Linked DNA regions of Homo sapiens: all the other regions are linked to region 3. The links are chromatin contacts, found by Hi-C in ENCODE. All regions are on one chromosome and are shown on one strand. The core of a region is the stretch at or near the end of the contact, and the rest is flanking DNA. Distances in the headings are between cores, read along the strand shown. Region 1 has its middle 91 kb from the start of PLG. Region 2 overlaps AGPAT4 (1-acylglycerol-3-phosphate O-acyltransferase 4). Region 3 overlaps MAP3K4 (mitogen-activated protein kinase kinase kinase 4).

Region 1 (4,798 bases), core at 306-2,805, 240 kb before region 3:
ATTTGCACCCAGCACGAGAAACTAAGTGTAAGAAGAAAGGAAAGAAAGTAAAAAGGGGAATTGGGAAAAAAAAAAGAGAGAGAGAAACAGAAGGCAGTGTGTGCACGGGGGCAGGGCCCATAGAAATTGGGAGAAGAAAGGGAAACGGGATGACAGAGAGAGAGAGGAAAATAGAGTGCAAATGAGAGAGAGAGAAATAGAGGGAAAGAGTAAGTAAGAGAGAAACCAGAAGAGACAGAAATCAAAGAAAGACACAGAGGGTGAAACTAGGAAAAGAAATAGTGTAAAAAGAATGCAGAAAGTTAAGACATGTTGAAGATTGTCTGTGAAAGTCATAAGAAAAACTATAAAAGGGAATTTATGCAAGAAATATTGTATAATTTAAAAGTAATTACACCTCCTGAATATAAATTATTAAAAAATAGTTTATGTACAAGGTATGTAAGAAAAATAAAATATACTTTTAATAACAGGATTATAAGGAGGCATAAGAATATGGATTTTTACCTACATTAAAGTTTAAAAAAAATTTTGTTTTAAAGGTTTAAGCAAGTTTTAAAATGTTAATTGTAAAGGAAATTCTGTGTGTAAACATATTGGCTAAAGTTAAATGGGTATCATCCAGTTTTTCTGTGAACTGGACATTAAAATAAAAGCACAATATATTTTTCTTAAAGCACTAAACTGCTCTTTAACAAAAATTACAAAAAGTTAAAAAAAGTCTATAAAAGTTTTACCTTATAGTCAGACATTAAAACTGGATAATGTCTACAAGATTTTATTATAATTAAGTTTAACATTAATAGCACATTAATATAAAGGTAAAATTTAACTTATCTAGTATAAAATCATACAAAAACATTGCCAAACATAAAATGGTGTTTAGCTTTCTTAAGGCCTGAAGGCAGCCAGGTAAGTCACAAGGCCCCTCATCCCCAAGGCCACAATGCGCAGGGGCGGTAAAGGCCACAAGAAGGCCAAGACATTAAGACGGGGCAGGGCCACAGAGTCCCCTGGGTGGTGCTGAGCAGGAATGGAGCAGTAGGCATCACCATGAGGCCTCAAGCCCCAGTATATGCAGCAGAAATTATATACTTAATTTATCTTCCACTTTCCCTTCCCTCGAAACTAGAAGTCTTTCAGCACAGGTACCACCCCTAGAATTTCCCGTACATCAGCACCAGCCTGCAAACCACGTCCTCATCAAAAGCTAGAAAGAAGAAACTCAAGCCAGCCTGGGAAGAACCCTATTTTATGCTGTTAACCACTGAGACTGCCATCTGCACAGCTGAGAAAAAAAAAAAATTGGACCCACCATACTCAAGTCAAGAAAACATCTTCCTCTCAGAATCATGGGTTACTGTACTAAGATCAAGCCCTACTAAGTTAACGTTAAAGAAAGATTAATTTTCATATACGTTCTATATTTCTTCCTTTCCTTTCCTTATTCTGTTACTAGCTCCTTTATTAATAATATAACTAAGTCTGACTCACCTAAGTCTGACTCACCTATTGCCTTTAATACTTGCTCTGTCATACCTTGAGGAAATGTAAAAGATCAACAACAACTAGCCTTTTCACACAAATATTTATGCCCCAGCACTCTAGTTGACACAGTTACCCCTAGCACTCATTGTTGTAATGACCTGCAGCCAAGACGCTGATCTTCTGCTCCTACCGCCTGGCAACCTTGTAGTAAATGGGACTACATCCCTTAAACTACCCAGGAGCAAAGCTGGATTTCCACGAAAAGGTTTCTGCAGATCTAAAACCCCTCATCTATTTCACTAAAAGGACTACCCCTTCTAACTGTCAGCCTTATCTATATAACCCTGTCCTTCTCTTTATCACCCCTTCCACCTTAACTAACTCTAGACCTGCCCTTAGTCACTTCTATGGTATAAGAATTGACATAAATAGAAAAGACTCCCCGACCCCAGGTATTTTAAAAATATATATTATTCCGCCATCTTCCCCTTCTTCGGTAGCCTCAGATCTAGATCCCACAACAGTTGCTCCTACATCTAATAAAGCTAGGGTGTCTATTGTAAAAATAAGAGATCTAAAACAGACCTTAGCCATCAAGACAAAATATCAAGATGCAAATGCCTGGCTGAAATGGACTAAATAATCCATTCGCACTTTAAATAAAAGCGATTATTATACTTGTACACACCGTAGGCCTGAGGCCCAGATTATCCCCTTTCCACTCCGATGGTCTCCTTGTCGACCAGATATGGACTGTATGGTGGCTGTTTTTCAAAATCCCACAGCTTGGGATAATCCAACATACTGAGCTCTCTCTGCTATATCCTGAAATTCAACACCCTGCGGGTCAACCCCTGAGGGCAATCCAGCTTCCACTTCTGAATGCCAAGTTTACTTCATGCCTCTCACGGCAGGGGTAAAATTTAGTGTTCCTTGGAAGCATAAAAGGATGCAAGGAGCTTAAGCCTTTCCAAGAGCTTGCCCATCCGTCCTCCCCACACACATTTATGGTGGTACTGTGGAAGACCTTTACTGGACACTCTGCCAAATAATTGGAGCAGTACTTGTGCTCTAATCCAATTGGCTATCCCCTTCACCCTGGCATTTCATCAATCTAAAAAGGTAAAAACAAAACACCACAGGCCAAGAAAAACTCTTTATAAGTCTTTTAATCCTCAGGTTTACATAAATGCTATTAAGGTCCTGTGAGAAGTGCCAAATAAGTTTAAAGCACAAAATGAAACAGCTGCAGAATTTAAATGCATGTTATTCTGGTAAGTATTAAAAAAAAGTAGACTAAATAAACTATATCTATTACAATCAGCAATAATTCATAAATTACACTGAGGACACCATCAAAGAGATGGCTAAGCAGTTAGGATCTACCAGCCAGATGGCCTAGAAAAATAAATTTTAAAAAATAGCTTTAAATATAATATTAGCAGAAAAAGGAGATGTTTGTGTCGTAATTAAAACTCAATCTTGGAACCTCTGCAGAAAAAAATTGATTCCTCGGCAGTGTCATGAAAGCAAACCAGTTAATAAAGCTACAAAATTAATGGCTCAATTGTAACACAGTGGTGATGCGTCTAATTCCCCACAAAGACCAATAAATTAAATGTCTTATACAAAACTCAATATTGTACCTTTTTTCCTAATAATACTGCCCTTGATGGAACTATAGCAAAAGCGCTACAAAGGTTAACAGCCCTATCCAATAAACTTGCCTCAGGAGGTCCTGACCAGACATGTGCCCAAGGTGGTCAGAGCACAGTTTGGTTTTACACATTTTAGGGAGACATGAGACATCAATCAACATATGTAAGATGACCATTGGTTAGGTCTGGAAAGCCAGGAGGGAGCTTCCAGGTCATATACAGATAAGAAACAGATGGTTGCATTCTTTTGAGTTTCTGATGAGCCTCTCTAAAGGAGGCAATCAGATATGCATTTATCTTAGTGAGCTTCAGATAATGGGAGGCAGGTTTGGACTAAGCAGTTCCCAGCTTCACTCTTCCCTTTAGCTTAGTAATTTTGGGGCCCCAATATTTATTTTCCTTTCACAATGCATAAGTATTAGGCCACAGAAACAGCAAAGTCTTAACAGAAATGGTGAAATCTTACTAAAGATAAGTTATCATGGAAGGTTCCAAATAAACAACACTGCACTGAAGAAATGCATTTGAAAAATAGGGCTCCCAAATTAGTCTCATCTAGGGATGTCTATTGATATTCAGAAGCTTCTAAAAAGATTTCAATATTTTTATTTAAAGATTTTATGAAAGGCAAATAAAAAGCTTAAGAAACTAATTGATAAGAAAAATTAAATCTGTTAATCTTTGCTTAGTTACTATTCCACCCTAAAGGTAGAAAGAAAGCTATCCTAGATAAGGTATTTATAAAAGTTAAGCCCTCAGGTAAAATAGACTTGCTTCTTGTTCAGACCTATCCATGCGGGAGGCCAGGCATAGAGGATGCTTTCTTGGCTCTGTTCCATAATGAGTTCCCCCTTGAACTCAGTAATTTTAACCAAGAGACAGTGGCTACATTAAAAAGAACACCCTATTGAAATAAAATGCACCTTTCTGGAATTTAATTGGCTACTTTGAAACTCTTTTGTATAAGAAATTTCCATCTATAAAAGAAATCTCAATTTTTAAGGATGTCTGCCTACATACAATAGAAACTCTAACCATTCTTTTAAATTTAAATAATAAGTAATGCCTTTGTTTAAGGTGCTTTTCTATCTTAAGTGAACTTTTACTTGAGCAATTTTTTTTTCTCCTTGATTTGAACAAATAATGAATCAATACTTAGGCTGAGAATCTTAGCTCTGTGCTTATGAAATATACATCCTTTTTGTTACACCTAAGAGTTGTCCCTTTAGAAATGCAAATTTGTTGCTGAGTTAACAATTGCTTAGGGAAATGAAACAGGTAATAGAAAGATTGATACACCAAATGGAGAAAAGAAAAAAGTATTTTAAAACTGGCAAAAGCTATAAGATCTGCTTCTGTTTGTTTGTATGTCTATATGTGTTATGTGTATGTGATATCTGGTAAATAAAGATAGTTTTTAATTTATTGGTAAAATAGAAATGTCTTCAAAATTATCAGTTGAATATAATTAGATACCCACTTGATTTGACTGTGAGCTTATGTCTTTGGTTTAGAGTCTCTGGATTCAGGGGTCTGGATAGGTGGCCATGATGACATCTGGAGACACGTTCTTAGAGTCTAGACCACCAGCTACAAGCCCAATATGGCCTCTTCCTCCTCTGCTTTCCCTGTTTTGCCTCCTGGCTATTGTG
Region 2 (4,935 bases), core at 445-2,944, 140 kb after region 3:
AGGGAGTCAGGGAGACAAAGCTGATGCTTCCAAGAGACTCACATTTCGTTTGTGTCACAGGCCAAATGCCTCTCTGTGGGACTCCTTCCTGCCTAAGGCCACTCTCACCGCCCCCTACCCCACTCACATGTTCCCCAGTACCCTCCACAGCCCTATCACAGCTGTGACCACAGCGTGAGGTTCTCTCCCCTACTATAGAGCACGGGCGCCACGAGACAGCAACTGTACTGTTTGGTTCACCCCGACCTTAGCCTCGACTCCAAGACTCAGCAAGAGCCTGGCACATGGATGCTTTCAACAAATGCCGCGTGATTACCTAATGCGTTCAAGCACTCTGCGAGATACAGGAGATGATTAAACATTAGATCAGATCCTGGCACCCCTCCAGCTTACTGTCCAGGGAAAAGACAGCTACACAACCACAAAACAACATGACAGGGAAAGGAGAAAGGCCTGCTAATAGGATGGCTGCTGAATATTGTCTTCATGGATTTGGGAGTCAGACACATCCAGGCTCCGATCCCGGTGGAGCCACTTACTAGTTGTGAGACTTCTGGCATGTTTCTCAATGTCCCCCTTCTCTGTAAAGTAGGGACAGGTAAATGCCGTTAGAGATGCTGTGGATATTAAATAAGAGCATGGACTCAAGGCACCTAGCATGACATGGGGCATAGCAGGCAATCAATAAATGGACAGCTTTTTAATTACTATTATATGCCTGATAATTTTATCACACACAAAGGCTCTGTGACCACTGAAGGGGAGAGGAAGGGTGGGGAGGAGACAGAGGCAGATGGAGAGAAACCCAGAGAGAGAACATCACAGAGACTTCTGGGTTACCAGAGTAAGGAGTTATGATTTATGATTTCATTCTAAAGGCAATATAAAAACCACTGGAGCATTTTTAAATAGACACACACCAACATCCAATTTGCATCTGAAAAAAAAATCACTCTGATTGAAACAAGAACAGACTGGAATAGGGAGGCCAGTTAGCGGGTGACTACATCAGCACAGCGAGAGGGGATGGTGCTGGGACCAGGTGGGGGAAGACCAAATTTCCCACTCACCTCAGCAGGCTGCTCACTAGACAACTAAACTCTGAACCTCACTGGATAAAAGAGCTTGATTTCCCTTTTTTGTTTTTTCCTTTCTTTTTTTTGAGATGGTGTGTCACTCTGTCATCCAGGCTGGAGTGCAGTGGCCCAATCATACATAGCTCACCGCAGCCTCAACCTCCTGGGTTCAAGCAATCCTTCCACCTTGGCCTCCCAAAGTGCTGGGATTATAGGCATGAGCCACCACGACTAGCCCATTTTCTTAATCAAATGATTTCACTTCTTTTTTAATTCACAGAAACACATTTATACAGTCACATTGTAAAATGATTCAAACAACCCAGAAGTATGTACAAGAAAATATAAAATTCCTCTAACTAGCTTCAGGATGTGTTACGCTGGCCTGGACTACATTTCCCAAACTTCCCTTTCTTGTATATTTCTGGTTAGAGGGCACCACAAGAGACACTCTTGGGAGGTTTGCAAGGTGGAAAGGAAATACCACCATTTTGTAGGTCACACATGTTTTTGCTGATCTGCTGATTCACGTCTTCAGCACAAAGCAGCGGCTAGGCCTGCTACTGCTCCTCCTTCCCCTGGATCCCCGCCAGCTTCTCTGAATCCCAGGCCAGGTGGTTGTATTTTGCTCTGTGACCAAGATCCCAGCTTCTGCAGGACATCCACACCATCAATGCCAGATGCAAAAGAACTGATGCAAGTTTTAGCCCATTCTCATGAGGCTCCCGCTTGTGCTTGGTGGTTCCAACATCTTGATCTCTCCCAGTTTATATCCATCGCCCCTTCCTGACCGCCTGCCCTGTGGACTGCAAGCTCCAGCATCACATGCAGATACAACTTCCCTACAGAGACTGCTAAACAAGCCCCCACAGCTGAATAAGGCCAATGAGATGATGTCTACATATCTCCCAGTGGTTTAGCTTCTTATTGAACCCTGACCGAGAGACACTTCCTCTTTACCGCCCCAACCTCCCTCCCTTCTCCAAGGTTAACCATTATGAACAGTTTGGAAAATAGTCTTATAGTTTTTTCCCCTAGGCATTTATACACATGCGCGTGCACACGTGCGCGCGCGCACACACACACACACACACACACACACACACACATACACATATACTCAAAAAGCTTTGCCTTTAGTTGAATGGCTTACCAGCTGATGTTTTAGTTGGATGTTCTTATGTAAATATACTGCACATGACTTACAAATATCTCCATGAATTTAGGTTTCATTTCCTCTCCTGTGTGGTTGCTTTCAATGCTATCAGCCAGAGCCTTCTCTCTACAGCTGCACAGCCAGCTCCACCTGGCAGCCCCTTCTTGTGCTGAAGAGCCCTACAGGAGCTGCTTCCATTTGAGGTGGGATGTCTGTCATTCAAATTAGATGCCTCTTTTTACCATCATGCATCAAATGCCAGGGCTTTCTAACTGCTCAGGGCTCAGGGCATGCAGCATTTCAAGTACGTTCAGCCTGTCCTTCCACTCTCACCATCAGTTCACAGTGGCTGCAGATCTTGGAATTGCTCCATCTCGTTCTCTTCCCACAAGATTCTGTCCCTGTACGCTCACTCCATGGAAAGGGCAGTGTCACCTCCTTTCAAAGGACATATTATTTAGAACCTCCAATTTAACTCAGAAAGTTACCAGTGGGCACCTGAGCAATCCATCCCGACCAGAAGCTATCAGCAGGTGCTGCACAACAGAGATGCTTGTGAGAAAGCAGGGCTTTCTGTTGTTTAGTTAAGGGAAAATCACCTGTTGAGAGTTTCAGGTTGCAATCCTGTAACTAGCGTTACAATGCCAGGAGCCCTACGAGGGTAAATCTAAGAGAAGCAAAGATAAGGTATTTGCTGTTTGTCTTAGTCCATTTTATGCTGCTGTAACAGAATAGTTGAGACTGGGCAATTTACAAAGAACAGAGATTTATTTCTTATAGTTCTGGAGGCTGGGAAGTCCAAAGTCAAGAGGGCTGCATCTGGCAAGGTCCTTCTTGCTGTGTCATCCCATAGGGGAAGGCAGAAGGCAGAAGGGCAAGCAAGCATGTACTCAAGTGAGAGAAATAAGGGAAAGCGGCTGAACTCATCCACTTAGCAGGAACCCACTGACCCACTCCTGAAATAATGGCATTAACAAGGGCAAAGCCCTCATGACCTAATCACCTCTTAAAGGCCCCACATCTCAACACTGTTGCATTGGGAATTAAATTTCCAGCCGCACATGGTGGCTCATGCCTGTAATTCCAGCACTTTGGAAGGCCAAGGCAGGCAGATCACAAGGTCAGGAGATCGAGACCATCCTGGCTAACACAGTGAAACCCTGTCTCTACTAAAAATACAAAAAAAAAAAAAAAAATTAGCTGGGCGTGGTGGCAGGCACCTGTAGTCCCAGCTACTCGGGAGTCTGAGGCAGGAGAATGGCATGAACCCAGGAGGCTGCACTTGCAGTGAGCCAAGATCGCACCACTGCACTCCAGCCTGGGTGACAGAGCAAGACTCCATCTCAAAAACAAAAAACAAAAAACAAAAAACCAAAAGTTTCCAACACATGAACTCTGGGGGACACATTCAGAACATAGCATCCCTGAAATATTTACCTTCTTGTCTAGGCATCCAAACTAACACATATTAAACAACCAGAAAAAGCAACCAAGGCTTTAACTTCATAAGAATTGGAGCCATTTGGTAGTTAATTGAAAAATAGTATATCTGGGAATGAAAACAATGCATCAAATCAGAATAAAAACAGGAGAAGAGGAAAGAGGGAAGGACTTATGACCTCCTAGAGAAAAGCCCAGAAGCTGTAAATGACCTGCACTAAGAGGAACCCTCAGTGCGAGAAGTGCAAGGAGGAAGGACATGGTCAGCGGAGATCCCAGGATCTGCAGATTCTGGGTCTTGCCCTTTAGGGTGAGTGAATACCCCAGCCACAGACATGTCCACTCAGGGCAGTGCCCACCACACCTGCCGAGCACAGGGGGCACCCCATCCAGGCCTGGGGTACACACAGACTGTGGGACTCATCACAGTGTGGAGAGGGCATCCCAAGGTGCACACACTACAGGGAATCCCAGAGAGCCAGGGGCACCAAAGAAGCCTGTCCCTAGCCAGGACGGCCACCTGGGAAAGGCCAGCTGGACAGAAAGGCCACAGGACAGAAAGGGAAGCCTGCCACCCACAGAGATGTGGTCAGGGCTTCTTCAATATCATATGGCAATTTTTGAAACTTTTGTCATATTTTTATTTTTTATTTATTATTATTATTATACTTTAAGTTCAAGGGTACATGTGCACAACATGCAGGTTTGTTACATATGTATACATGTGCCATGTTGGTGTGCTGCACCCATCAACTAGTCATTTACATTAGGTATATCTCCTAATGCTATCCATCCCCCTTCCCCCCACCCCACAACAGGCCCCAGTGTGTGATGTTCCCCTTCCTGTGTCCAAGTGTTCTCATTGTTCAATTCCCACCTATGAGTGAGAACATGCAGTGTTTGGTTTTCTGTCCTTGCAATAGTTTGCTCAGAATGATGGTTTCCAGCTTCATCCATATCCCTACAAAGAACATGAACTCATCCTTTTTTATGGCTGCATACTATTCCATGGTGTATATGTGCCAAATTTTCTTAATCCAGTCTATCATTGATGGACATTTGGGTTGGTTCCAAGTCTTTGCTATTGTGAATAGTGCCACAATAAACATATGTGTACATGTGTCTTTATAGCAGCATGATTTATAATCCTTTGGGTATATACCCAGTAACGGGATGGCTGGGTCAAATGTTATTTCTAGTTCTAGATCCTTGAGGAATCGCCACACTGTCTTCCACAATGGTTGAACCAGTTTACAGTCCCAT
Region 3 (4,886 bases), core at 1,044-3,543:
TTGCAAAGTGTCAGTATAGGTGAGTAACATTAAAAAAAAATTGCCTTCAAATTAGGTGTAAGAGAGAACTGTGAAAGCTTAGGAAGAAAAATCATGAACATCCAGAAAAATCGCTCTACAAAAGTCTTTAAATTCTTGTTCTATTTTAGAGAAATAGAGTGGAGATTGTAGATGATGCATTGTGCAACATCTGATAAGCCAGAGAGTTGACTCGGAACTTCCATCAGTGGACCCGCACTAAAAGACAAGGCTGTAGCCCTCATTAAAGTAGTGGTTGATTAAAACCCACTCATGGGTTTAAAGCAAAAATAAAATGTAAGGTTTGTATGTGTGGCAGTTACATATTACAGTTTAACAAACCATACCAATGTTTAACAGCTTAAAATAAAAACCATTTATTAGCTGTCATGGTATTGAGTGGTTTTTCTGCTACTTACGGTGTTGGCTGCAGAGCAGGGACAAATGGAGATCCAAAATAGCCTCACTCATAGGGTTAGCAAGTTAAGTTGGTGCTGGCTGTCAGCTGGGAGCTCCCCAAGTTTGGGCTAGCTAGCTTCTCCTTCATGCACTTCTCCACCTAAGTTGGGCTCCTTACCTGGTGGCTAGCTTTCCCAGCAGTACACAGGTGGCCTTCTTAAGGTTTAGGCCCGGGACTGGTCCAGTGTCATTTTTGCTACATTGCTTGGGTTAAAGCAGTCACAAAGTCATTCCACATTCAAGCGTAGATATGCAGGTTTGTGACCATGAGGAGGCCGGTTTCATCAGGGACCCCCAAAGTAACAGCTGCCACAGTATATTTTTTTTGTCTGCATGTTTCATTGTTAATGTTTTTGTATGTATGTTTAATTAACTGTCCAAGCACAAGTTCCAGTGGCATTGGATAAGACTTCTAAATTAAAGTGTTTACAAGAAAACAATAATTTGATTAAAACTTGTATTCTTACTAGTAAGTGTGGGGGCGTAGGGATTTCATTATTGGCAAAAATCAACAATCCTTCATTCTTGTAGCCTTTAAAAAATATATTTTAAAAATAGTGAAATGTTATTGTATTTTAAAAGGATTTGGATAATGATTAAATCCAAAGTATAGAAGATAAACTTACTTGATTTGTTTATTCAATCAGCAAGTAGTTTTGAACACATAATCTGCACCAGCCACTGTTCTAGACACCGGAGAAGCAGTGGTAAGGATGACAGGCTCCTGCTCTTCAGTAATTGTTGGGGAGATAGCTTCTTATTCATTTCCATAGGAAATCTTTTTTTTTTTAAATCTACATTTGTTTTAAAAAGATGAATTTTCATTAAAAAACAAGTCTAAATGTCTATCTTGAAAAATAAGCAAGATTAGTTAGGTTTGTAAAGACCCTATGCTCTGAAACAGTGCAAAAGTTAGATAGTACATGTTGGATAAGCTCGAGGTTTGACCGTTCACCTGGAGGTGAGCTGATAAATGTTCAGCTGTAGATTGATGATAAAGATAACTAACATTGATAAATTGACTCGTGTAATATGGATAACTTATTAATAAATTGGCTCTTGTAGTATGAACCAAACATACAACCTCAAACTGAGCTTAGCTCCCTTTGATTAATACTTCAGGCCAAGCAAGCTATACACATTGTTTAAAGAAAAAGGAAACCTAGAAAATCTATCCCTTCTGCCTATGTCCCTCCTCTCTTTCCCCCAATAGCAGAAATCTCCCTAATACTTATTACCTAATAGAGAATAGGTGGAGGTGGATGAGAGAACTTCATACAGATGAATATTATACTTCACAAGTGGTTAAAATATCCATTTATTTCGAAGGATGTCGCTAAATGAAGTGTTTTGGGTTTTTTTGGCGGGGGTGGTGTTGGGGGGCAGGGGTGGCTTTTGCAGAACCACAGATGTTTTCAGACTCATCTAATCCGACTTCATCATTTTACAGATAGCTATTTCAGGCACCATTGTGGTTTACCTAATATGTCAGAGCAGAACTATTTAACCCTAAGTAACTTGAATTTTTGTTTTGTTTTCTTTTCACACATTTTTCCTCTAAAACCTACACCAAACTCCCTTGGGTTGAGTTCAAGACATACTTTGCCTAGACCAGACTGTAGTGTAATAATAGTACTTTAGCAGGGTTTTATGGTAAAAGAGTGAAATGTTTTACGTGACTGTCAGAAGTTTAGTACCAGAAAGACATTTCACATTTGCATGTTATTAAACACAAGTAAGACAAATGTTTCAGGGCAGCTGATGTAGACCTTGTACTACTTTGCTCATCCCAAATCATTGGTATACATGTAAACATTCTGAACTGGTCGGCTGACCACATTAGCTCATCTCACATGAACGATTACAAAATGAGGTTTTGGATGCTTACGGTTAGTTAATTGAAATGATGCAAGTTCTTTTGAACTTACCACTAGTATTTTTCTGGATTTTGTGTATAAGTGTTTTGTTTGTTTGTTTGTTTGTTTTAAAGAAAAAAGAATAAAACTTTGCTTGATTTCTTTCCCTCCTATTAATATGTTACTTCTAAGCTAAGGCCCTCAAACTAAGTTTTCTCTGGCTGCTTTTAATATTCTTCTCTTCGTCATTGGTTTTCAGCAATTTGGTTATGATGTACATAACAACAGACTGGGAGTTTTCTTTATAGTTCTTTAGCTCAGAGTTTGTTGGATCTGCGAGCTTATGGTTTTCTCCAGATTTGAAAAATTTTCAGCCCTTCTTCAGAGATTTGTTTCTGTGCCTCCCTTCTCTAGTTTTGGACTCCAGTAACACATGGTTAAACTGCTTGATACTGTCACACAGGGCACTGGTACCCTGTTTTTTTATTTCTCCCAATCTTTTTCTCTCTGATTCATTTTCAATAGTTTCTGTTGCTGTGTCTTCAAGTTCACTGATGTTTTTCTGCTGTGTCTGGTCTGCTGTTAAACCCATATTTCAGATATATTTTTTATCATTATAATGTCTACTTGAGTCATTTCTGGTCTGTTTCTTTGGGTTTTTCTCCTGGTTTGGATCATATATTTTTTTCTTTGGTATTTTTGTTTGTTTGTTTGTTTGTTTGATTGAGACAGGGTCTTGCTTTGTCACCCAGGCTGGAGTGCAGTGGTGCCAGCTCAAGTGATCCTCTCGCCTCCGTCTCCTTGAGTAGCTGGGACCACAGGTGCATGCCACCACACCTGGTTAATTTTTTGTATTTTTTGTAGAGATGGGGTTTTGCCATGTTGTCCAGGCTGGTCTCAAACTCCTGAGCACAAGCAATTTGCCCACCTCAGCCTCCCCAGGTGCTGGGATTACAGACATGAGCCATTGCACTTGGCTGGTAATTTTTTGATAGGATGGAAAACGTTGTGAATGTTATTTATTAGGTGCTAGACTCTTTTTAAAAGAAAGTTTCTTTAAATACTGTTGGATTTTGTTCTGACATGTAGGTGTTACTAAGTTGCTTGGATGGAATGTAAACCAGTATCTTTTCCAACAAGTGAGAATACCATGTTGACTGCATTAAGTAAATCCTAAGAAAATATTAAATTCATTTTAATTACGAATTATAAGTATAGTGGCTGGTAGTACCATATGACATTTTCCTAACTCGTTTTCTGTGATGCTTAATGGGTAAGGAAGGATAAAATATACTGTGTTTTGTCTTATTTTAATATTTTGTTTATGACAGTATTCATCTTCGTTTCAGTGTGATTTTTAAATGTTTACTGCTAGAATAATTAGATAATTTAGAAATACTTTGAAGTCAGTAGTTGTTCATTGTGTCTATGTGAATGTATAAGGATAAGACAGATGACTTTTGGTTTTGTAATAAATGCAGATCGGAAAACAAGGGACTGTTAGCTTCTATAGAATTATTACAAGGATTTATTCTTGTACTTTTATTTGACAGTACAGCCACATTAATTTTTCCATGTGTAGAGAAATAATTTGTCTACAGTTGGAGGTTAGCACAACACAAATATTCTTCTGGGTCCCCAATGTAAAGTCTTCATAAAAGTTAGCCTTTTTATTATATGTACTTTCTTAGACCCTCTTTATCTGCTAAAGCACAGGACTCAATTCCCATGGCATGTAGATCCCACAAAGGTACTTCTTTATTTATTTTTAAAAAATCAGCTGTGCTTGTCTTTTTAGATCGTGACGCTCCTCAGGTCGGGGGGCTTGATATTTGGATCACTGAGGTTTGATATTATCAGTCCCTCCTCACAACAATTCTCCTCCACTTTCACTCTGCATTGCATTAATTCATCATCCACACAGTACTGCTAGATACTAGCAAAACAGACCATTTTATATTTTTCGTAGCCCTTTGTTTCCATTACTTTAATTTTAAAAACACCTTTACAACTGAATTTCCTGAAATGGTTAGAATGTAGACCTTTAAAATTCCAGATTATTAGTCTTAATAGTCTTAGAAAGATTCAATAATGGATGCTTCACCCACCAGGACGGCTGAGACATGGCCTTAGCTTCTGAGTTCACATTCCTCCTCACCACAAAGGATGTGTTTTGAAAGAGATTTTGTTTGCTATTTCGTATCTGACTTCATTTTTCTAATTATCCTGTTATTCACTGCTGTCTGGCTTTGATGTATTTAACTGACTAAACATTTATGCTATAGTTTCCTGGCAGTTACCATTCTTATGTGTTAAGTGCATTATTATGAAAAGCACTGAATGAGAGCCCTATGCTGGACAGTCCTGGAGATTCAAAAGTAATAAAATATAGTCTTTTCTTAGTGTTTCCTTTAAGTATATTAAGTGTGGAAATTAAATGAAAACAGAAACCTTATAATATTGAGTTCGAAAGAATTCAGCAGATGTTTCAGATGTTAAAAGTGCTTCCAGGCCTACACCATGCTCAACTCCTAGGTGAGCTTCTCTCTTAAG

Evidence for each region. A loop is a pair of places that touch in the nucleus more often than their neighbours do. Pooled maps may share reads with other maps.
Region 1: a map with no recorded cell type shows a loop between it and region 3 (17-fold over the local background). The contact joins two enhancer-like sites. A Hi-C loop is called at or near these places in 14 of 37 single-sample maps with no recorded cell type and 4 of 50 pooled maps.
Region 2: a loop to region 3 is called in a pooled map, with 7 times the contacts of the local background. The contact joins two enhancer-like sites. A Hi-C loop is called at or near these places in 5 of 37 single-sample maps with no recorded cell type and 4 of 50 pooled maps.

Annotation. Positions count from the first base shown.
Region 1 is chr6:160,790,541-160,795,338 of GRCh38, forward strand. It overlaps the pseudogene LOC107986665. Among named protein-coding and RNA genes, the nearest start is that of PLG, 91 kb to the left of the region's middle. Within about 2 kb of position 1,556, at least 4 of the 41 ENCODE cell types and tissues checked have a DNase peak (open chromatin) inside an H3K27ac peak, as active enhancers do.
Region 2 is chr6:161,168,323-161,173,257 of GRCh38, forward strand. All of the region lies in intron 2 of AGPAT4 (1-acylglycerol-3-phosphate O-acyltransferase 4), which reads right to left. Among named protein-coding and RNA genes, the nearest start is that of AGPAT4-IT1, 8.8 kb to the left of the region's middle. RefSeq lists enhancers at 1-318, 1,495-1,789, 2,191-2,300. Within about 2 kb of position 1,695, at least 3 of the 41 ENCODE cell types and tissues checked have a DNase peak (open chromatin) inside an H3K27ac peak, as active enhancers do.
Region 3 is chr6:161,027,403-161,032,288 of GRCh38, forward strand. All of the region lies in intron 1 of MAP3K4 (mitogen-activated protein kinase kinase kinase 4), which reads left to right. Among named protein-coding and RNA genes, the nearest start is that of MAP3K4-AS1, 38 kb to the left of the region's middle. RefSeq lists an enhancer at 2,010-2,109. Within about 2 kb of position 2,294, at least 2 of the 41 ENCODE cell types and tissues checked have a DNase peak (open chromatin) inside an H3K27ac peak, as active enhancers do.